2 separate regions of the Homo sapiens genome follow, and region 2 is linked to region 1. A link is an interaction called in ENCODE POLR2A ChIA-PET data of the cell type or tissue named here. Cell type or tissue: CD4-positive, alpha-beta T cell. All regions are shown on one strand. Links, peaks and the distances in the headings refer to the core of each region. The heading gives the core; the rest is flanking DNA.

Region 1 (16,488 bases), core at 3,188-11,187:
ATCCCAGCGCTTTGGGAGGCCAAGGTGGGCAGATGACTTGAGGTCAGGTGTTCATGACCTGCCTGACCAACATGATGAAACCCCATCTCTGCTAAAAATACCAAAATTAGCCAGGGGTGCTGGCGGGCACCTGTAATCCCAGCTACTCAGGAGGCTGAAGCAGTAGAATCGCTTGAACCTGGAGGCTGAGGTTGCAGTGAGCTAAGATCACGCCACTGCACTCCAGCCTGGGCAACAGAGTGAGACTCCATCTTAAAAAAAAAAAAAAAGTAATATATATGAATCAATACACTTTCATTAGTCTGTGGACATTACCAAGTACTTATTCTGTTTGTATTCTAAAACAAATGGTGCTACTTTCAAAAATATTCTTAACTAGTAAGTATAATCTTAAATTGTCTTTCTTATTTACATTAGATATTTTTGCCTGCACACTTATAGCAAGAAAATTTTAGTAACACATATCACTATCCCATTTATTTAATTGACTTTAAGATTGCCATCTTGAATTTTGAAAGTGATTTTCTTCTGATCAAGAAACCTCTCATTCACTAACAACTTATTTACTATAAAAAACTCTTAAGGATCCATTAGATTATGGGACATAATTTTATTCTGTACACTATGAAAGTCCCCATCAACAAACTTTGGAAGGAAAAAGACTCTGCCAGGCATGATGGCTCATGCCTATAATCCTAGCACTTTGAGGGACCAAAGCAAGCGGATGGCTTGAGCCCAGAGGTTCGAGACCAGCCTGGGCAACATGGGGGAAACCCTGTCTCTACAAAAATACAAAAAAATTAGCCAGGGATTGTGTGCACCTGTAGTCCCACCTACTCAGGAGGCTAAGGTGGAAGGACATCCTGAGCCGAGGAGGTCAAGGTCGCAATGAGCTCTGACCACACCACCGCACTCAGTCTGGGAGATAGAGTGAAGCCCTGTCTCAAAAAAAAAAAGAAAAAAAAAGAAAAAGGCTTGCTGTGTAGTGGGTTATTTTTACTGTTTTTGTGCTTTCATGGATCTCATTTCTTTGGATAAAAATAAAAGTACTCTCACATTCCCTGCTGGAAATGAGAGGTTAAATGACTCACCCTAAATGACATTACTTACTAATTAGTGTCAATGCTAATAGTAAAAATCCAAATGTTCTCCCTACCCACAACCTACTCCCACCCCACCCCCCACCCACAGGACCATACTTGTCCCTATACCATGCTGCCTCTAGCAAGAGAGAATCTGAACAGTAAGAGAAACTAAGCCAGGCATGGTGGTGCCTTCCTGTAGTCCCACCTATTTGGGAGGCTGAGGCAGAAGAATCACTTGAACCTGGGAGGCAGAGGTTGCAGTGAGCCGAGATTGCACCACTGCACTCCAGCCTGGGCAAGAGCCAGACTTCAACTCAAAAAAAAAGAGAGAGAAACTTTAGTACTCTAAGGGCAACTAAATACTGCAATTTTACCATAAAAAGTATAATTCTTCTTTATAAAAGACAAAAATCTTTTGTCTGGATATTTTGTCTCTCATTCAATAAATATTTGTAAGCATTTAATGCTTGCCAGATATTGTTCCAGGCACAAAGTAAAATCTTCACTTCCACAAAGCTTATACTCTGAAGTGAGAACGTAGAAGACTGGGGAGAGGCAAAAATCATTTTATATAATTTGTAAGTGTGATATATAATTCTATGTAAGTATAGTGAATGTTATGAAGAAAAATAAAGCTCGGAAAGGAGATGGAAAATACTGTTTTTGATAGTGAGCAGGAAAGGCTCTTTTAAGAAGATGAGAGTTGAGCAGAGAGCTAAAGCCACATAGATACCTGGAACAAGAGCTGTCCAAATAGGAGAACTTTGTGGTAGATGAATGTAGAACTTACTTTGCGAGTGCTCTTTTCTCTGTGAAAGAAGCAACAGAATTATCAGCTGAAAGGGTGTAAGAGGGTTAGAGGTTTTGCAAAATAGTCTAGGAGAGTAAGATGTTGAATTTACTACTGGTATGTAATAGGATTGTGAGGACCCATCTTGGGCTGTGAGTCGAACTTAGAATGAAACTAATAAGCATAACTGTACCTCTTTCCTCTAGCTATGTTCAGTGCTTGGTAGGAAGTCGGATTTAACCACAGTTGGCTACAAGGAACAGAGGAGGAGCAAGAGAATTTAGGATGTATACAAGGGAGTGACTCATTTAAGCTACAAGAGCACAAAATGGGTGATGGATAGTGATGGGTAGAGATGGGTAGCGGGCTTAGTTGTTTGGAGGTCCCATTGAGGTTAAAAGCTATTAAGAGTATAGGTGTCAGAAAGAATGAGTTGGAAAGATAAAATGTAGTGGTTAGGATATGAAAAGCTTGGAATTGAGATTTGGGAGAAGTTTAGATAATGACAAGACTGGGGGAATGAGTGGTTGAGATGTTATTAAAGGTAACTAGAGGTAGGGAGGTGAGAACTTAGAGCCCAGGATTTCAAATGGATCATCTATTTGATTATTAAAATTATCCCCAAAAAATGACAGGAATAATGCTGGGGACACGGAGACTGTAAATGATTGCAATAAGGAGGAGTGGCAAGGGGATATGCTGAGGACCTGAGGTAGGCAAGGAGGAAGAAGAATCTGGATGCCAACAGAGGAGTAGAGGGATGCCTGCCTGGGGTTTAGGATCAAACACAGCCGTCCTTTGACAGGTTTGGAGGAAGGTAATATCCTCAAGACAGCCAGGTTTCAGTTAGCGTGTGTGGAGACTGACATAAACCAAAATATAGGCACGACGAGAGTAATCCTGATGGGAGGTGGATAATCCATTCTCATTGCCTCCTTATGGGACAAGTCTCTTTGGCCATTTGCTTTGTGAGGCAGGGAGTGTTGGGTGAGAGGAAGGGGTATGCTTGTCAGGAATTCTGTGAGCTGCTTTTTCAACTAACTAAAAAAAGGTAGTGGTTCTTAGTGTTATTGGTAGGGATGGGATCAGAATTTCCTGGGCGAGCTTTTTGGATACCTCAATTCATATTCACTACCTGATTAGGGGCTTGGCCAGAGATACATTAAAATGCATACATTAATGTATTAAAAGTATTCATACATTAATATGTATATATGTGTGTGGCAAATACTATTTGATAGCTATTTGGGGATTTGACTGTTACATATTCAACTTGTGAGGCTAGGAAAGGCACATATTAGCAAAGTGTTATATTAAAGAAACCGTGAGCCCTCCTCTTCTAAGTATCTTCTCACTAAAATACTTTTGAAGACATAGGAAAAGAAGAAAACTCACAACAAAGTTGAAAATAACATTGCAGACATCATCTAGATAGAACTAAAAATTACTGAAAGAAGACAATTTATGAAAAAAATAAACACTCAGCCGGGTGTGATGGCTCACGCTTGTAATCCCAACACTTTGGCAGGTCCAGGTGGGAGGATCTCTTGAGGCCAGGAGTTTGAGACCAGCCTGGGCGGCACAGCAAGACCCCATCTCCATAAAAAATAAAAAATTAGCCAGTTGTGGTAGTGTGTGCCTGTAGTCCTAGCTGCCTGGGAGGCTGAGGTGAGAGGATTACTTGAGCCCAGGAGTTTGAGGCTGCAGTGAGCTACAACTGCACCACTGTAATCCAGCCTTGATGACAGAGCAAGACTGTCTGAAAGAAAAAAAAAAATACAAATTTTTAAAGAAAAAAAATAACACTCAAGCCCTGTTTGGCACATGAAACCTGAAAAACAAAAATAGAAGATACTACATAATTCATTCATCTTTTGCCTCTGAATTCAGAGACAGGATCTGTATCAACCAGCAAATTGGTATCCTCCTCCTGCCTGCATTCTTATAATAACCATAAGAAGTAAGTACGTAATATAAAACAAGTGGGCAGGAAGTGTGTATGTGTACTTGGCTTAAGTGGAGAAGGTAGCCATAATCAGGGGACACAGAAGCTATTAATGTATTCATTGCCTTCAGATTTGGCATGGGCAGATCCAAAAATTAATTATTTTTTGTTTCCTTTAGTAAACAATGCACAGTTCTGTGGATTTTTACTTTTGGACCAATCAGCATTACTTACAAGTACTTACTAGTAATGTTATTACTTACTAATAAGTGAATTACAAAGGACCACTAAAATTTGTTTCCACAAATGAAAATCAGTGTTTTATTAGAGTTTGCTTAGGATTCTACTTATAAGATGCCTGGTCCCTGTACAAGGTTTGTAATTTTGCAAGAATGCACAAAAGTGTATATACAGATACTGTCACACAGCAGGTCAGACAACTGACAGAAACTATCCTACGGTCAGTACTCAAGCATTTTCTTATGAATGTATTATCTTGTTGGGAGGTGTTCATGGTTTTTCTGCTATTTTTGCATTTCAGATATGTATTATTTTAGCTTGATAGCCATTGAGATTGCTATAGATTATTTGATTTGTATATAATGATGTATGTATGCATATTTCACTATATTTTTCTATTTTTCTATAACTGGGTTTTAAATATTTTTGGTAGAAAAATAATTATACTTTCATTGCTAAAAATAAATATGCATAACCTACCCCTCTATATTGCTTATAACATTTTGATGATGTAGCCAGTGAATATGTGCTAATTTAAATAACTTTTATATAAAATTAAGCCAACTGCCGTATTATAACTGGTTTCTTTTTAACTTAATAGGATATTGTTTTATAATATTAAATCATATGTTTAAGCTCATTCTCTTTAAAAATAAACAATAAGCAATTTCTATATATTCCTCTCAAGTCTTTATTACTTAGGAATTTGCTTTAGAGCAGGGATTGTATTTTGGATTTTCTTTATACTTCTTATCCCACTTCACATATCCCCAGGTACTCTTCCCAAGACAGAATACATGGCAGAGACACATTTAAATTTAATTGAACAACTGCAAAAGCTTATTAGCCTTTCTTATAGTGGAGTCATTTCACAGTGACCCTTGGGAAATCTGTAAAACATTATACCAGTTAGGAGGACTTTTTCCCATTCTTAATGAAAGTTTTTATGGATCTTTTTCCCCTGTAGTCAATTTCTTTCAAATTCTGCTTCTTTGGGGCTTAGGTCTAATGACTTGCATAGTAACAATAGGAAACGCCTATTACATGCACTTCCTATGGAACCAGAAAAATTCTAATAGAGTGGAAGATACTGTGTCTCTAGCCTGTCTCCTATTAGTTATCAAAAGCTGGTAAGTAAGTAATTATGTGCAGAGTTAGGAATAATAGAGGTAAATGGAGAAATGGATGAATAAGATGTTTAACAAGAAAGGTCAAAACTTAAAGCTGAGTTATTTAATAACTAAGACCCTGAGTACTGTGTTCACAAGCAAAAAGTGGTCTTTCAAAAGGTTTTTACCAAAAATGTAGTGAACCTAAATCGTCTTCATAGCATTTATGGCACTCTTTTGGGTCATAATCTGGGAAGGAGTGAGGACAAAATTGGGGTGGAGAATGAGTAGGAACCAGAAGAATAACTTTGAAAGGAAAAGAAGGTAAATGTACATCATTACAGGGGCTGTCCTTTGTTCACATCCAGGCTTTGCAAATGCTGCTCCACTGCTTGGAAAACACTGTCTTTCATTCCCTTCCTGGCTTTCTTAGCACTTACTCCTCCTTATCCTTCAGAATTCAGCCTAGGGATCATTACCTCCTGGCAGCTTCTCCTGATGGCTGTCTCATCTGGGTTAAATACTCCTTCCTGTGTGTATCCATAACACATTCTCATCTCTACTGTAGCCCCCATCAGACTGTGTTACAATTGACATTCTCCCTCAAACATGGGAACCAGGTTCTCTTCGTCATAGTGCCCCCTATACCTGACATATAGTAGGCATTTAGTAAATGTTTGTTGAACCAATTTTTCCTAGAGACAGGGTCTTGCTAGGCTAGAGTGCAGTGGTATCGATCATAGCTCACTGCAGCCTCAAACTCCTGGGCTCAAGGGATCCTCCTGCTTCAGCCTCCTGAGCGGCTGGGACTATAGGCATGTACTACCATGCCTGGCTATTTTTGGTAGAGACAAGATATTGCTATGTTGCCCAGGCTGGTACTGAACTCCTGGGCTCAGGCGATCCTCCCACCTCAGCCTCCCAAAGCACTGAGATTACAGGTGTGAGCCACTGTGTCCAGCAGAACCAATGTTATTCCAAGCTAGACAGAAAATGCATTGAAGACCTGTGAATAAAAATAAAGACAGTTTCAGTTGGATAAGAGGAGAAACATACTATACTACACTAGATAGAAATTGAAAGAAAATCTGACATAGAATGAGAATGGTGCCAGAAGGTAGATAATAAACCTTATGAAAATTCAGGAGTATACCACCTCAAAGTTGAGTTTCAGTGGTCTGGAGCATCTTGCAAAATCCCCACTAATGTAGGAGACAAATTGCTGCTCCCTGTGCCACCTTCTATAATGCGAGGCACAGTGCTTGGTGGCTTTTTTTTTTTTTTGGAAGCTATGTATACAACATTTCAGTGTGTCACTGTACTCCATTACCAAGTAACCTGTAAGGCTGCCAATCTGAGGTGTGGTTAGAGCAAAAGAAGCCTCTACATCAACTCAGACTTCAGTGCAAACTGCTTTGCCACATGGGCTTTATTGACCCAGCAGATCCAACTTGGGAGTGTCTGCGGCAAATACAAATGCCACATCAAGCCTCAACTGGAGAGTCAGACTTCTCTAGGGTTTTAGAGCAGAGCCATACCCTCTTCTGCAAAAAAACAAAAAAAAAAAGCAAAAAAAAAAACTTACCTTTGTGAGAGAAGCTCTTATATTGCTATTAAGCTGTCTACTACAGGATGTCAAATGTCCTTGGGATCTATGCTGACCAGTGTGAACCAAGCAGTAGAAGTGAACATGCACAATAGCGATCTATCGTTAAGTGGCAGCTTAACGTTAGTATATAAGGGATTAGGCTCAGCAGATCCTGAAGTCAGTTGCACGAGCTGGCAGCTCTGACTCATGACACCTGCTCCTGCTGCATGGCTTCCTTTCCCTGCATTCGCATTTATGGCCTCATGGGGATGTTTTCCTATAATCAGTTAAGGGAGAAACTAAAACCTGAATTTAAGACAAAGTGCTGGCATCAACTGGTCTGCTATAGTATTAGTCTAATAATAAAGAAATCCTCTTTGTGGGCAAAACTTCAAGCAGTACATTGATCGCCACTTTGTCTAGACTATATAGATCTCAAAAGATGTAGATCTATGTAGCTTCATAGGCAATGGCAAATGACTAGATGACAAAGGTCTTGGTAGGAACAGGATTAGAAAATTGGTGACAAGGAGGTTTGGAGAAGAGGGATTTGAATGAACGTCACGAAATGGACACAGCAAATGAGATAATTATGTTCCATATCAATGCACCCCAAAGGGCATCTGCAGCAAAATTTGTCCATCTCAATCAGGTGGAGAAGGTGACCCATCCTGTGAATATCAGCCTCTTTCTGTAGCCACCCCAGTATTTGCTCAATGGTTCATGTACAAAGTTGCCATACTTGTAAAGATAGAAGCTATGTGTGGGCTAAATATTATGGATGTCCCTTCACCAAGGCTGATCTGGCTACTGCCACTGTTATTTCTAAGCATTGTCAGCTGAGACCTTCTTTGATTCCTCAATATGGCATCATTCCTTGGGGAAAACTAGTAGCCACCTGATATGTTGATTACATTGTACCCCTTTGATCATGGAGCATTTGTCCTCAATGGAATAGACAAACAACCTGGATATGGATTTGCCTGCCCTGCTTGCAGTGTTTCTGCTACCACCACCATCTGTGGGCTTACAGAATGCCTTCATCATTGCCATATGACCTCCACAACATTGCTTCTGATCAAGGAACTCATAGCAAAAGAAGTGTGTTAATGGGAATTCACTGCTCTTACTACAACCTGTCACCCTGATGTGGTTTGGATTTGTGTCCCTGCCCAAATCTCATGTCGAATTGTAATCCCCAAGGTTGGAGGAGGGGCCTGGTGGGAGGTGATTAGATTGGATCATGGGAGCAGATTTCCCCCTTGCTGTTCTTGTGATATTGAGTTCTTATGAGATCAGATTGTTTAAAAGTGTGTAGCACCTACCCCTGATCTCTCTTCCTTCTTCTCTGGTCATGTAAGACGTGCCTGCTTCCCCTTTGCCTTTGGCCGTGATTGTACATTTCCTGGGGCCTCCCCAGTCATGCTTCCTGTACAGCCTGTGGAATTGTGAGTCAGTTAAGCCTTTTATGTCTAAATTACCCAGTCTCAAGTAGCTCTTTATAGCAATGCAGGAACAGACTACTACATACCCCAAAAAGCAGCTGACCTGGCAGAAAGGTGGAATGTTCTTCTGATGACTCAGTTATGGTGATGGTTGGAGTATCATCCTACAGGATACAGTATATGCTTTGAATAAGCAACCAACATTTTTCCCCTGTAGCCAGACACACAGGTCTAAGAATCAAGAATTGAAAGTGAAATCATTCCCTTAATATAGTCCCCAAATTTTAGGGTCTTAGTTTACAAAGGAGAGATGCTTAGTTCTCAAAGGGACACAGCAATGTTCCCACTGTATTGGAAGTTACGAGTATTACCTAGCCATTTTGGGTTCCTTTTGTCAACAACCAGAAGAAGAATCATCCTGATTATGAAGAGGAATTGATTTGCTGTGACATAATGGGGCAAGGAGGACTATATCGAAAATCTAGAGGATTTTTCCAGAGTGCCTCGTAATACTTCTATGTTCAGTACTAAAAGTTAAAGAAATATAGCAGCCTAATAAAAGAATGGATCACTAATGATTCAAACTCTTCAAAAGTAAGATTTGCATCTCCCACCAGGTAAAGAATGCCAACCAACCAACATTCCGTACTGTGCTGAAGGGAAATTAGAAGACAGTCTGAGAGGTATAGTGGGAATAAATTTGATAGTGAAAAAGAATTCAGTTCTAGCACTGGATCTGTCACATTATGTTAGACTGACTGTAATAGAAAGAATATGGGTTTGCAAGCCAAACAGAACAAAATTTGAATTATAGTTCCTCTGTTAGCTGTGTTACCTGGGGTAAGTTTCTAAACTTCTCTGAGCTTTCATATCCCTACTAGAGAATAATGGTTCCTTGGTAAGAGTTTTGTGAGAATTATATGGAACGAGTATGTAAAGTTTCTTGTGCAGCACCTTACTTGTAGTAAATACTTGATAAATGGCAGTCAATGTCTTAACAAAATAACAGCACAACAGTAATAATAGTAATAATACTCCCACATTGAGCCTGCCCTTTGCCCTCCTATCACTTTCCACCTTCACTGCAATTATTCCACACTGGACATGGAAAACCAAAATATTATCATGTGGGCTGCTGCTACCTCCACTTTTACTGTGATCGATGTATTAACTACACTTTTTTGCTTCAGACCATCCAGTACAGATGGGTATACAGAAAGAAGCAAGTAGTCTTAGTTCATTACATGTACATAACATCAGACTTCAAAACTCGATGCTCACCAGTAAGTCACAATTGTGGGTTTTTTTTTGTTTGTTTGTTTTTGCTATCAGGTTTATTCCAAAAAGACTTTCTCAGGCTTTTGACCTATCTCTTTATTACAATAGTGGTTATGACCTCTTAAGCCTCTGAGCCTGTAAACATGCTGTTCCTCCTGCTAAGAACTCATCTTTACTTTTTTATCTGGTTAGCTGCTCTTCCTCCTTCAGTTATTAGTGTGTACTGATGCCAGCCTGTCCCTTACCACTAGCTTAGGTGGGGTCTCCCTGCTGTATGTTCACATAGCCCTTGTAGTTTTACTCTTATAACCTTTATGTCACTCTACTTAATTACTTGTTCACTAGGTGAACAAGCTTCCCCACTAGGTTCTGTGTAAGGAAGAACACAGAACTCATCTTTAAAAAAAAAAGTTCTTAAGTGTCAATTTTTTAAATTTTTTTTTATTTCAATAGTTTTGTGGGGTACAGGTGGTTTTGGTTACATGGATAAGTCCTTCAGTGGTGATTTCTGTGATTTTGATGCACCCATCACCATTACCCAAGCAGTATACACTGTACCTAATATGTAGTCTTTCTTTCTTTTTTTTTTTTTTTTTGAGTTGGAGTCTTGCTCTGTCACCCAGGCTGGAGTGCAGTGGCCAATCTTGGCTCACTGCAACCTCTGCCTCCCAGATTCAAGCGATTCTCATGCCTCAGCCACCCGAGTAACTGCGACTACAGGCACACACGACCATGCCCGGCTAATTTTTGTATTTTTAGTAGAGATGGAGTTTTGCCATTTTGGCCAGGCTAGTCTTGAACTCCTGGCCTCAAGCGATCCATCCGCCCCGGCCTCCCAAAGTGCTGGGACTACAGGCATGAGCCACCGTGCCTGACCCCACTATGTAGTCTTTTATCCCTCACCCCCACCCAACCTTCCCCACACCTGAATCCCCAAAGTACATTATATCATTCTTACATCTTTGCATCCTCATAGCTTAGCCCCTGCTTATAAGCGAGAACATACTATATTTGGTTTTCCATTCTGGAGTTATTTCACTTAGAATAATGGCCCCCAGCTCCATCTAAGTTGCTACAAAGGACATTATTTTGTTTTTTATGGCTGAGTAGTATTTCATGGTGTGTGTATATATATATACACACCACATTTTCTTTATTTACTTGGGTGATGGGCATTCAGGTTTGTTCCATATTTTTGCAGTTGCAAATTGTGCTTCTGTAAACGTGTGTGCACGTGTCTTTTTCATATAATGAATTCTTTTCCTTCGAGTAGATACACAGTAGTGGGATTGGGATTGCTGGATTGAATGGTAGATCTACTTTTAATTCTTTAAGGAATCTTCATATTGTTTTCCATAGTGGTTGGACTAGTTTACATTAGCACCAGCAGTATAAAAGTGTTTTCTTTTCACCACATCTACACCAACATCTATTGTTTTTTCACTTCTTAATTATGGCTATTCTTGCAGGAGTAAGTTGGTATCTCATTGTGGTTTTAATTTGCATTTCCCTGATAATTAGTGATGTTGAGCATTTTTTGATATGTTTGTGGGCTGTTTGTATAAGCTTTTGAGAATTGTCTATTCACATCCTTTGCCCACTTTTTGATGGGATTATTTGTGTTTTTCTTGCTGATTTGTTTGAGTTCTTTGTAGATTCTGGATATTAGTCCTTTGACAAATACATAGTTTGTGAATATAGAAACTCATCGTTTTTATTCATCACTCTACCATCAGCCTAGAACAGTGTCTGGCAAATCCTCATGTACTACTAACCACAAGTTTGTGTGTTTCTATTATTTTTAAAAGTGGCTGTAGTTTTTTGGGGTTTGTTTTTTTGTTTGTTTGTTTTTTTTGAGACAGATTCTTGCTCTGTCACCCAGGCTGGAGTGCAATGGAGTGATCTCGGCTCACTGCAACCTCTGCCTCCCAGGTTCAAGAGATTCTCCTGTCTCAGCCTCCCGAGTAGCTGGGATTACAGGTGCACACCACCATGCCTGGCTAATTTTTTGTATTTTAGTATAGATGGGGTTTCACCATGTTGCCCAGGCTGGTCTCAAACTCCTGAGCTCAGGCAATCCACCCACCTCGGTCTCCCAAAGTGCTAGGATTATAGGCGTGAGCCACTGTGCCCAGCCTAAGGGCGGTTGTAGTTTTAAAGTCCTGTTTTATTATTGATCTATTAAATTTATTCAGCAGATATTTGAGAACCTACTACTTAGGTGCTGGTGATAGAGCAGTGAACAAAACAGACAAGGTCCCTTCTGTCATGGAGCTTACATTCCAGTTGGGGGAGACAGATTTTAAAAGTATGTAATATGTCAGGTAATGATTAAATGCTAAAGGGAAAAAAAAGCAGAGTAAGGGCTAACTGGCAGGAAGTAGAAGTTAATGCAACCAACCGCATCTCAGCTCACTGCAACCTCCGCCTGCTGGGTTCAAGCGATTCTCCTGCCTCAGTCTCCCGAGTACCTGGGATCACAGGTGACTGCCACCACGCCCAACTAATTTTTGTATTTTTTTAGTAGAGACGGGGTTTCACCATGTTGGCCAGGGTGGTCTCGAACTCCTGACCTCAGGTGATTCACCCGCGTCGGCCTCCCAAAGTGCTGGGATTACAGGTGTGAGCCACTGCACCCAGCCAACCCCATTTTTAAAAGTTTTTTTTTTCTTTTTTTTAAACAAGAGAAAATAGATACATGTTGGTCAGTGCTAACTGTCCATATTCACATAGACACACAGTGTACTTTCTGAGCCCAATATACAGAGAAAGGAGGCAAGAAGCTAGAATTCTATGCACTGCTACGCAGGAGCCTAGCACCCTCCAGCTTCCAGCAGAGCGAAGGGAGCAGGTTTTTCTTTTTTCCCACAGAACTTGGTGGTGTTGATTCCATACAGTTTTTATTCAGACAGGAAGGGATAAAAATGAATTTCGAACAGAAAGGGGTAGAGACTCTTTTCTCAATGTAGTCTGCTCAAGATATTTCCCCCAATTAAGTGTAGAGAAAAGAGACCTCAAGAATAGGGCGACTGAGCACAGGAGGCAAAAACAAAACAAAATAAAACAGACTACAACTTGCTCCCAGGGACTGGAGAAAATTTAAAAAGGGGAAGGTTGGAATCCATCAGTATTCTATTAGTCATCTCTTTCATCCTTCTCTCCTTCCTCCCCTTCATCATCATCTTCTTCACCTTCATCTTCATCCCCTTCTTCATCAGTGTCTTCTAATCCTTCCTCCTCCTCCTCATTATCATCTTCTCCTTCTTCATCATCCATATGGGGAACCAAGTAGTACTGTAATGGGTTTGGCCAAATATCATCTTTGATGTCCTCTCCTAAGTCATCGGCCCCTGCATCAGAATGGTCAGTAAACCAGGTCAAGAAGCTCTCTGGTGCCTCATGCTGCCTCTTCCTGCTGGCTTTATTCTGCATTTGACTTAAACGTTTCGTCACATCCTTTCCAGATTTCCATTTGATTTCAGTGGATTTTGAAGATGGATTACCACTCTCATTCAGATGAAATTCTTTGGAGAGAACTTTATTTTCAAAGTAAGGATTTTCATCAAAATAAAAATCTACTCTGTAACCTGATTTAATATCTTCAAATTCTGTCACTTCAACTCTGGTCAAATAATGCAATGTCTCTTCGTTTTCCTTCCCAAGCAGTGCAGACACTTGTAAATGATTGCCAAATGTTGTTACCCCCAAATTTAGGATTTTAGAGATCAATTCTGACCTCTTCTGAAAAAATGGTTGGCGGAGTTTGTTATATTTCTGTTCTACTTTCAAAATCTCCTCATTGTCTTGTTCATTAAGTCTGTCTATTTCATTTTGTATTTCATCAATGTGTTCAATTGCTTCTTGCTGTTCTTTTTCGCCCTTCTTTGGCAAGCCTACAGAGGCCGAAGTCTCCTCTGGTCTCAGAACAGGAGGTGGTCTTGGTGTCTTCTTTCGAGACAGGAGGGAAGACTGGCATTTGGGGGCCAGGCTGCTAGGGAAGCCCAAGAACCAGACCACCAGTCTCCTTGCTCAGGCAGAAAACTCCAATTTCTTATATTTAATTTCATGAACATAGCTTATATGTTAGCAAGTTTAAGGTCATTTTTGAGATTCCCTTTGAGGCCCACCATGTGGGCATTACATTGTGAATCATCCATATGTGTTTGAAATAATGTGTACTCTCATTTGGGTACAGAGTTCTTTAATACTCTATTAGCAATGGAGGTCCAGGACCTGGAGACAGAATAGGGAAAGGAATATCCTTCTCTATTTACCATTAAAATTCTATCAAAGTGGGAGGCCCAATGGATAACAGGAGTATTCCTGGAAGCCATTCCTACGTGGGCATGGCTAGCAATATCTTAACAATACATAGAAATGACCATGAACCACACAAAAATATCCCACTAAACCCAAAGTAAATGTATCTCCAGCTCAGCTTGCTCTTTGCTTCCTAGAGAGACAGAAAGTAGATTAGTAGTTGCCTGGGGCTGGAGGTAAGAATGGAGAGTGAGGCAAATGAGCCTGAGGAATCTTTCTAGAGTGATGGAAATGTTCTAATTGATTGTGGTGACTGTTGCACAACTCTGTAAATTTGCCAAAAATAACTTTTAATAAATGAAAGTTACGATATGTAGATCATACCTTAATAGAGCTGTTTACAAAGTTTTTTTTTTTTTGAAAAGCGAGATCAGAGATTCGAATGTGAAAAGGCTGTGACATATAAGTAATACTTATGAACTAGCTCACATTGAGTAATCGTTTTGTCTCATCAAGAGTCCTATATACTGTGGGAAAGTTTGTTGTGCACCCGAAACATCTATGTGTGCCGAGCGACTTTGTGGACAGTGCCTCCCCGGTAAACCCGCTCTGTCTGCAGTGTCCGGAGCTTCTCCCACAGGAGTTTGCTAATCCCACCTTTGTGGCCAGATTCTGTGCTGCAAAACGGACATCTCCTCCCCCTCTTCTCCATTCCCCTCCTTCCTAATAAGACTCTTTTCTGGAGAACTGAGGTCAACATCAGATTTCAAATATTTAAAGTGGATACAAAACTATTTCAGCAATGCAGACAATTAGTTGCATTGTTGTGGTCAATGCAGTTGTTGGTAAAACATGTCTCCTGATATCCTACACAACAAATTTCCATCCTAATAGATACAGACTGTTTTTGACAACTATGCACTCACAGTTAGGACTGGTGCAGAGCCATATACTCTTAGACTTTTAATTCTGCAGGGCAAGAAGATTATGACAGACTATAACTCCTGAGTTATCTACACAGATATATTTCTAGTCTGTTTCTCAGTGGTCTCTCCATGTTCATTTTAAAGTATGAAAGAAAAGTGAGGGCCTGAGATAACTCACCACTGTCCAAAGGCTCCTTTCTTGCTTGTCACAACCCAAATTGATCTCAGAGGGTCTATTATTGAGAAAATTACCAAGAACAAATAGAAGCCTATCACTCCAGAGACTGCTGAAAAGCCGGCCCACAACCTGAAGGCTGTCAAGTATATGGACGGTCCTGTACCCACACAGCAAGATCTAAAGAATGGATTTGACAAAGCAATATTGGCTGTCCTGGAGCCTCCAGAACTGAAGAAGAGCTGGAAGCCTATGCTGCTATGAACATCTCTCCAGAGCCCTTTCTGCACAGCTGGTGTAGGCATCATACTAAAAGCAATGTTTAAATCAAACAAAAGATTAAAAATTAAAATTCATTTATGCAATAATGACAAATACCCTGCACCAACCCACATGCATCCATGTGAGACAGGGATTAGAGGTATGGCCCACTTCTCCCTCCCAATACTAGTTAATTCTGAGTAATTGTGTATTGTTAGAAAAGTGATCAGTACTCATTTTTGGTTTTTGTTTCAAAAAACAATTTTGTTTTTACTTAAAAGCAAGGCATGCTTGTGATGACTGTGTAACAGACTAATTGGAATTGTTGAAGCTGCTCCCTGGGTCCATTCTGGAGGGTAATCTGGGACATCTTAGTGGGGTTTTATTTTTTTCTTTTTTGGAGGAGGAGTGTTTGTAGGGTTTGTTTTTTAGTCTTTTTTCTTTTCTTTTCTTTTCTCTTTTTTAATTCATTAACCAGTGGTCAGTCCTTAAGAGGAGAAGGACGGATTGACTCCATATTCGACTTCCTAAATCTAGTTTAAAAAACATGTTCCCTATCTGGGGTGCTTTTAGGAAAGAATATAGTAAATGCCTTATTTAATAACATACCTCTTTTTGAAAGTTACCTTTTCTCTCCACCCTTGAGTAGGCTCAGTATTTGATGAAACTCATGAAAGTGGGTGAAAATTCTCTTGCCCCTGTTCTTTTCTGGGATGCACTAAATATGTGACTGTGACTTTCAAGGAAATTTGTTTGCCGGTTGCTGATTTTTGGGGAAGTTAATTTCTAACTTCTTTAACTGATGAATAAAGAAAAGTATTGCACCTTTGAAATGCAACAAGTGGATTGAGTTTGTAACTTAAAAAAACTTTTTTCCCTGTCAGTCATTGTCTTATATTATTATAGATTTGCAATCAATAGTATATGATGTTTCTAGAATGCAGCTGAAGACCTGGTATGTAGAGGCAATGTGAAGAGCGGTAGCAGAAGACCGACATCTATGGAATGATTCACAGCCTCTCAAGTTATAAGGATGGAGACCTGCTTCATGAAGAAGTTGGGGTGTGGTGGGGATGGATAGAACACTTAACAACATGAGATCAGTCAGGGGAATCTCCTCACTTCTGTGTAGCAGACGAGGAACCCAAGAGCCCCCAAATGAGGCTCTCTGGTTTGTTTTTTTTTTTGAGATGGAGTCTTGCTCTGTCGCCCAGGCTGGAGTGTAGTGGCACAACCTCGGCTCACTGCAACCTCTGCCTCCCCGGGGTCAAGCAATTCTCCTCCCTTAGCCTCCCGAGTAGCCAGGACTACAGGCACGTTCCACCACGCCCGGCTAATTTTTGTATTCTTAGTAGAGACAGGGTTTCACCAATGTTGGCCAGGCTG
Region 2 (8,000 bases), core at 1-8,000, 120 kb after region 1:
TTAGTTGTGGTGTAGCAATCTTTTTAGACATTGTTGTATTTTATTTGCTATTATTTTGCTGAGGATTTTTGTGTCTATATTCACGAGAGATATTGGTCTGTGGTTTTGTTTTCTTACAGTGTTTTTGTCTGGTTTTAGTATTAAGGTAATGCTGGCCTCATAGAATGAGTTAGGAAGTATTCCCTCTGCTTCTGTCTTCTGAAAGAGATTGTAGATAATTAATATAGTTTCTTCCTTTGATGTTTGGTAGAATTCACCAAGAAAATCCATCTGGACCTGGTGCTTTCTGTTTTGGAAATTTATTATTGATTCAGTTGCTTAATAGGTATAGGCTTATGTAGATTGTGTATTTCTTTTTGTGTGAGTTTTGATAGATTGTACCTTTTAGAGAATTAATCTATTTTGTCTAGGTTATTGAATTTGTGGGCATAGAGTTGTTCATAGTATTTCTTTATTTTCCTTTTAATGTCCATGGGATCTGTAGTTAAATCCTCTCATTTCATTTCTACCATGAGTAACTTGTTGTCTCTTTTTTTCTTGATTAACCTGGCTAGAAGTTTATCAATTTAATTGATTTTTTCCAAAGAACTAGCTTTTAACATCATTGATTTTTCTCTGTGGGTTTCCTGTTCTCAATTTCATTGGTTTCTACTCTATGTTTATAATATAGAATAGAATATATATTATGTAGAGTATATTATATACTCTACATAATAAATATTCTACTATATTTATTATCTCTTTTCTTCTGCTTGCTTTTCATTTCATTTGCTCCTCTTTCTCTAGTTTCTTAAAGTATAAGTTCAGATCTTATAGATGTTTATTCTTTCCTGTTATATGTATTCAATCCTATAGATTCCCCTCTGAGCATTGCTTTCACTGCCTTCCATAAATTTTGATAAGTTGTATTTTCATTTATTTTAAAATATTTTAATTTTTTTCTTGTGATTTCTTCTTTGACCCATGTGTTAGAAGTACATTATTTAATATCTAAGTATTTTGGGATTTTCCAGCTATCTTTGGGTTATTGATTTTTAGTTTAATTCCACTGAGATCCGAAAGCATACATTGTATTTTTCTTTTTTTACATTTACTCATGTGAGTTTTATAGCCTTCATTGTGATCTGTCTTGATGAGATGTTCCCTGTGAACTTGAGAATGTGTATTGTGCTGTTGTTGGATAGTCTATAGATGTCACGTTTATCTCAGTTGATTGGTGGTGCTATTGAGTTCAACTGTATACCCCGTGATTTTCTGCTTGGCAGATCTGTCCATTTCTAATAGAGGAATGTTGAAGTCTGTAACTGTAAACATGAATTCATCTATTTCTTCTTGTAGTTCTATTAGTTTTTGTTTTGCCTCATGTAGTTTGATGCTGTGTTAGGAGCATACACATTAAGCATTGTTCTGTCTTCTTGGAGAATTGGCCTTTTATTATTATGTAATGTCTCTCTTTACTCCTGGTAGCTTTCCTTGCTCTAATGTCTGTTTTGTCTGAAATTAATATAGCTATTTCAGCTTTCTTTTTATTAGTGTTAGCATAGTATATCTTTCTTCATCCCTTTGCTTTTCATCTATATATGTCTTCATATTTAAAGTGGGTTTCTTATAGACAATATATAGTTGGATCTGGGTTTTTGACCCACTCTGACAAGCTCTATCTTTTGATTGGTTCATTTAGGCCATTGACATTCAAATTGATTACTGATATACATAATATCTACCATATTTGCTACTGTTTTCTATTTGTTGCCACTGTTTTTTTTTTTCCTGTTTTTGTCTTCCACATTTTTTCTGCCTTTTTTGGTTTTTAATTGAGCATTCTGTATATTTCATTTTCTCTCCTTTTCCAGCATATTATTTATACTTCTTTTTTTAGCGGTTGCCTAAGAGTTTGCAATATACATTTACAACTATTGCAAGTCCACTTTCAAATAACATTATATTGCTTCACGGCTAGTGCAAATACCTTATAATAACAAAATAATCCTGATTTCTCCCTCATGCCCCTTGTCTCACGGCTGTCATTCATTTCAGTGATTCATAAGCATAGGTATACTAAGCATACATAGTCAAAACCAGTGTTAGCATTATTCTTTTGAACCGACTGTTATCTAGTAGATCAATTAAGAATAATAAAAATAAAGGTTTTTATTTTACCTCCACTATTCCTTCTCTGATTCTCTTTCTTTCTGTAGAGCTAAATTTCCAACCTATATCATCTTGCTTTTCTCTGAAGAACTTCTTTTAATATTTCTTGCAAGGCAGGCCTGCTAGCAACAAATTCACTCAATTTTTGTTTGAAAATATCTTTGTTTCTCCTTTACTTTTGAAGAATAATTTCACAGGGTACCAAATTTTAGGCTGCTTTGTTTTTTTCTCGGAATGCTAAATATTTTATCCCACTTCTTGCTTGTATGATTTCAGAGAAGTCAGGTTTAATTTCTTTTTTTTTCTCTGCTATAGCTAAGGGTTCCCCCCTTCCCTGGCTTCTTTAAGAATTATTTTCTTTATCTTTGATTTTCTGCAGTTTGAAAATGATATACGTATGTGTAGTTTTCTCTTGGCATTTGTTCTGCTTGTGTTCTCTGAGCTTCCTGGATCTGTGGTTTGCTATCTGACATTAGTTTGGGGGGAGTTCTCAGTCCTTAATCAAATAATTCTTCTGTTCTTTCCTTTCTTCTCCTTCTAGTATTCTCATTACATACATGTTATTCATTTTGTGGCTGTCCTAAAGTTCTTAGATGTTCTGTTCTGGTTTTTTTTTTTTCAGTCTTTTTTCTCTTTGCTTACCAGTTTTGAAAGTTTCTAATGAAATATCCTTAAGCTTAGAGATTCTTTCTTCAGCTATGTTTCATCTACTAACAAGCCCATTAAAGGCCTTCTTCCTTTCCATTACAATGCTTTATCTCTAGCATTTTATTTAGATTCTTTCTTAGAATTTCCATCTGTCTTCTTACATTACCCATCTGTTCTTGCATGTTATCTACTTTTTCTAGTAGATTCCTTAGCATATTATTTGTAGTTATTTCAAGTTGCTAGTCCGATAATTCCAATGTTCCTGCCATGTCTGGCTCTCGTTCTGATGCTTATTCTGTCTGTTCAAACTGTGTTTTTTGCCTTTTAGTAAGTCTTGTAATTTTATGTTAAAAGCTGGATGTGATATACTGGATAAAGGGAACTGCAGTAAATAAGCCTTTTATAATATAGTGATAAAGTAAGGTATGGAGGGGAAGTGTTCTGTAGTCCTATGATTAAGGGGACTAGGTCTCAGTCTTTTAGTGAGCCTGTACCCCTGGACTTAGAACTTCACAAGTGCTTCTCAGCCCTTCCCCCACCCCCCACCACCTTAGGTGGGATAGGATGGTTACAGGTTGCTGAAGTTGGGTTTTTCTTTTCCCCTAGGTTAACTAAGCTCTAATGAAATCCCAATCGGTTAGGCTCTGGGAAAATAATTTACCTTGTGGACAGTCCTTGTTAAGAGTAACAGAATTTGGCCAGGCGCAGTGGTTCATGCCTTTAATCCCAGCACTTTGAGAGGCTGAGGGAGTGGGGATCACTGGGTCAGGAGTTTGAGATCAGCCTGCCAACATGGTGAAACCCTGTCTCTACTAAAAATACAAAAATTAGCTGGGCATGGGGGCAGGTGCCTGTAATCACAGGTACTCGGGAGGCTGAGGCAGGAGAATCGCTTGAACCCGGAAGGCGGAAGCTGCAGTGAGCCAAGATCATGTCATTGCACTCCAGCCTGGGCAACAGAGCGAGGAGACTCTGTCTCCAAAAAAAAAAAAGAAAAAGAAAAAGAACAGAATTCTCTGGCATATTTCAAAATCACTACTTTTCCTTTCCTGCTGCCGTAAGGAGGAGGAGATTTTTCTTCAGTTTTCACTGTATCTAGTAGAGCTCCTAGAAGTGAAACTCACAAAAGTGTGGGAATGCGCCCACCTATGGGACTCCCTGGAATGCTTACATTTCAAGAGTTGTCCACGCTGAGCCTCCAGCAATTTGTCAGTTACAGTTCAGGTTTTCCTACCCTGGTACTGATTCTTTGCAGATTTCTGCTCATGAGTCTCTGCTTCGCTAAGTTGTCATTGTCTGTATTTATCTATCTTTTCAATTTTGGCGACAGCAATTTTCCCTCTAACCTTAGTTTTCTTATGCATCTAAGAAAAGTTGTTGATTTTCATTGTATTCAGCCATTTATTAATTGTTAGGATGGACTGACAACTTTGGAGTTTTTTTATGTCAGACAGGAAACTGGAAGTCTTAACTTTTTCTTAAAGAGAGCTTTTTTCATCTCAAATTACCATTTTGGCCATTAGCAATATTCTTTTGGACAGTTCTCAGCCATTATTAGTTCAAATAGTGCTGCTTTTCCCTTCTCTCTTTTTTCTTCTTCTAGTAGTCCCATTATGCCTAAGTTACACTTGTGCAATTGTCCCACAGTTCTTAGATATTTTGTTAGGTTTTTTTTCCATTCTTTTTTCTCTTTGACCTTCAGTTTGAGAAAGTTTCTGTTGGCATACCCCCAAGCTGACTGATTCTTTCCTCCCCAGTGTGTAGTCTACTGATGAGCCCATCAAAGGCATTCTTCATTTCTGTTACAGTGGTTTTTATTTCTAGCAATTCCTTTTGGTTCTTTCTAAGTTTCTATCTCTCCATTTACATTACTCATCTGTTCTTGCATATTGTGCACTTTTTCCATTAGAGCCTTTAATCATAGTTGCTTTACTATCCTACTCTGATACTTCCAAAATCTCTGCCATATCAGAGCCTGGTTCTGATGCTTGTTTTGTCTCTTCAAACTGTGGTTGTTGTTGTTTTTTTCTTTGCCTTTTAGCTTGTCTTTAAATTTTTTGCTGAAAGCTAGACATGATGTATCAGGCAATAGAAACTGAGCTGAATAGGTCTTTAGTGTGAGGTTTTATGTGGCTAGGAGTTAGATGTTTAATGTTTGCTGTAGCTGTAGGTATCAGAGGCTTTCCTCTAGTGTCCTTATTTTTGTTTCTCCTGATGTTTTGGGGTTTCCCTATAAATTCTTTCTCAAATAGAATCTGTGCCTTGTATAAAACTGGAGCCCTGTTAATGTAGTGGTAAGATATTGAGGAGAGGAATCATTCTATAATCTTATTATTAAATATATATATATTTTTAATTGGGCCTGTGTCTCTAAAATGTAATATTTACAAGAGTTTCTTAGCCTCTTTTATTCTCCTGTGTGAGGCAGTAAGGCTAGAGGGGTCTGTAGTTGACTAATTGCCCTTTCTCCAAGCCAGATAAGGCTCTGGTAAAGTAGTTTCCTATTATGGAGGACATGTGCTCAGGGCTATTTCAGAATGGTTATTTTTCCTTCCCTCCTGCCCAAAGCAGGGAGAGTATTTTTCTCTGATCTCTGATCTTCACTGTGAGAACCTGGTAAGGTTCCAGGAGATAAAACTCATGAAAGTGTGGGAGTTTTTCCTTCAATGCTAGTTTACACTGAGTGTCCAGCAATTCACCAATTACAGTTTAAGAATTCTGGCTAGTATTGGCTCCTGAGGCTTCTTCTCCCAGTAAGCTATAATTATAGACTGTTAAGGGTAGGAGGAAGAAATTCATAAGTCTATGCCTTAATAAATTGGTGATAAAAGAAATAGATCAACAAATAATAGAAGGCTCTTACTTACAGTGAGGTGCTGAGCATCTACTGGTAAATGTGGGAGAGTTTCTGGAGGTGGAAAATCATCACTTTGCAGCCAAATTCTAGATCAGGCAAGAGCCATCAACAGGGAGGGAATTTAGATAAGAAATTTCTGTTAAAAAAAGTCCTCCAGCTTGAAGCAGCTCCAGCTAACCATTATCTGGTACAGTTTGAACACCAGTGACTCCTGTGTCTTTGTGACTTGCTCCCTCTCCCCCTTTTTTTGTAAGTACTTTTACTTTTTGATATAGAAAGATGATCCAGGTTGACCTTGTACCTATCATGTCCCATCACTTTTATCAGCCATTTCTCTGAGGACCCCTCAAACAAAAATAATTTTTTAAAATTTTAATTGTATATTTGAACATTATGCGGGATTTTCAAATACAAACAAGAAAAAAGAAATTAAAATGAATCACTCATTTCAACACTTACAAACTTGCTTCCATTCTGAATTCTCTTTTAACATCAGGGCAGTATTTAACTTCAAAGAGAGAAGGGTGACAGAAATTGGAAAATATGGAAGAGGAAATCCCTGTTAAGATATTATACAACTTTCATGTCCAGTGAGTTCCTAACACCCTGGAAGGTCTTTCACTTGCTGTTCTTTGGGTTGCATTTATGAACAAACAAGTGGAAATAGATGTTTACAGGCCATCCCATTACTCCATATGACCTTCCCATCCCTCAAACCACCACATGGACCATAAGCCTTAGGTCTAAGTGGGATAAAGCACAACCTCCGCACTCCTGCCCACTCATTAGAAAACCCCTCTTGCTGCTGGAAGGGCTGTGTGTTGGGATTGAACTCCTAGGGCAGAAGCCTCCCTGGAGATGGGAGGTCAGTGAGCCCAGGTTTCCCTGTAACCTCAGCTTATGAAAACTGTATCAGACTTGCCAAGTCTCACAGTGTAAAGTAAACAGGGACACAGCAGGTATAGTTAGAAGGAAAACAATGGCAGAGGAATCATACTGGATTAACTGAAAATGAAATTTATAAAATTACAAATTTGGAGTTTTCAAAAAAGTTATTTAAACTCCATTTAACTAAAATATTCCTAATACATTGCAAATGTGGATTTGAAAATTTGGGGTATGAAAATTAAGTTCACAAGGAAGACACATAAATGAGAAATAAGCTTCTGAAGAAAAGGAAAAGATCAGAAGCCGGTTGGCGGGTGAGAGGTTTTTTCGCTCTAGGGAGATTCTTCAAGCAATCACTATGTCAGCAGACACAGGTGTTTCTCTTCCTTCATATGAGGAATATCAGGGATCCAAACTTATTCGAAAAGCTAAAGAGGCACCATTCGTACCCATTGGAATAGCAGGTTTTGCAGCAGTTGTTGCATATGGATTACACAAACTGAAGAGCAGGGGAAATACTAAAATGTCCATTCATCTGATCCACATGCGTGTGGTAGCCCAAGGCTTTGTTGTAGGAGCAATGACTGTTGGTATGGGCTATTCCATGTATCGGGAATTCTGGGCAAAACCTAAGCCTTAGAAGAAGAGATGCTGCCTTGTTGGAGGAGCTTGCTTTAGTTAGACGTCTCATTATTGAAGTTACCTATTATTGTTGGAAATAAACTAATTTGTATGGGTTTAGATGGTAACATGGCATTTTGAATACTGGCTTCCTTTCTTGCAGGCTTGATTTGCCTGGTGACTGAATTACTAGTGACTAGTTTACTAACTCCGTCATTCAAGGAAGTCAAGTTAACTTAAACATGTCACCTAAATGCACTTGATGGTGTTGAAATGTCCACCTTCTTAAATTTTTAAGATGAACTTAGTTCTAAAGAAGATAACAGGCCAATCCTGAAGGTACTCCCAGTTTGCTGCAGAATCTCACATATTTTGGATGTTGTATAAGAGTCCTATTTGCCCCAGTTAATTCAACTTTTGTCTGCGTGTTTTGTGGACTGGCTGACTCTGTTAGAACTCTGTCCAAAAAGTGCATGGAATATAATTTGTAAAGCTTCCCACAATTGACAATATATGTGCATGTGTTTAAACCAAATCCAGAAAGCTTAAACAATAGAGCTGCATAATATTAGTATTTATTAAAGAATCACAATTGTAAACATGAGAATAACTTAAGGATTCTAGTTTAGTTTTTTGTAATTGCAAATTATATTTTTGCTGCTGATATATTAGAATAATTTTTAAATGTCATCTTGAAATAGAAATATGTATTTTAAGCACTCATGCAAAGGTAAATGAACACTTTTTAAATGTGTGTGTTGCTTATTTTTTACATAAGAATTGTAAACATTGAACTGAACAAATTACCTATAACGGATTTGATTAATGACTTACG

The links. Peaks named below come from ENCODE experiments on the same cell type or tissue, not always from the same donor. Only the 100,000 strongest peaks of a DNase experiment are listed, where the experiment ranks them.
Region 2: POLR2A ChIA-PET joins it to region 1 with 6 read pairs; 6 of 35 experiments call an interaction of 5 or more read pairs at or near these places.

What each region holds. Positions count from the first base shown.
Region 1 is chr4:109,540,628-109,557,115 of GRCh38, forward strand. It overlaps SEC24B (SEC24 homolog B, COPII component), which reads left to right. Exons shown (of 24, transcript NM_006323.5): 24 at 1-269. It also overlaps the pseudogene SETP20 and the pseudogene CDC42P4. Among named protein-coding and RNA genes, the nearest start is that of MCUB, 11 kb to the right of the region's middle. RefSeq lists an enhancer at 8,130-8,189. In CD4-positive, alpha-beta T cell, for the core only: no CTCF peak of the experiment used is centred there; a DNase peak (open chromatin) is centred at 8,174.
Region 2 is chr4:109,666,941-109,674,940 of GRCh38, forward strand. All of the region lies in intron 4 of MCUB (mitochondrial calcium uniporter dominant negative subunit beta), which reads left to right. It also overlaps a transcript of CASP6 not described here and the pseudogene HIGD1AP14. Among named protein-coding and RNA genes, the nearest start is that of CASP6, 33 kb to the right of the region's middle. In CD4-positive, alpha-beta T cell, for the core only: no CTCF peak of the experiment used is centred there; no DNase peak of the experiment used is centred there.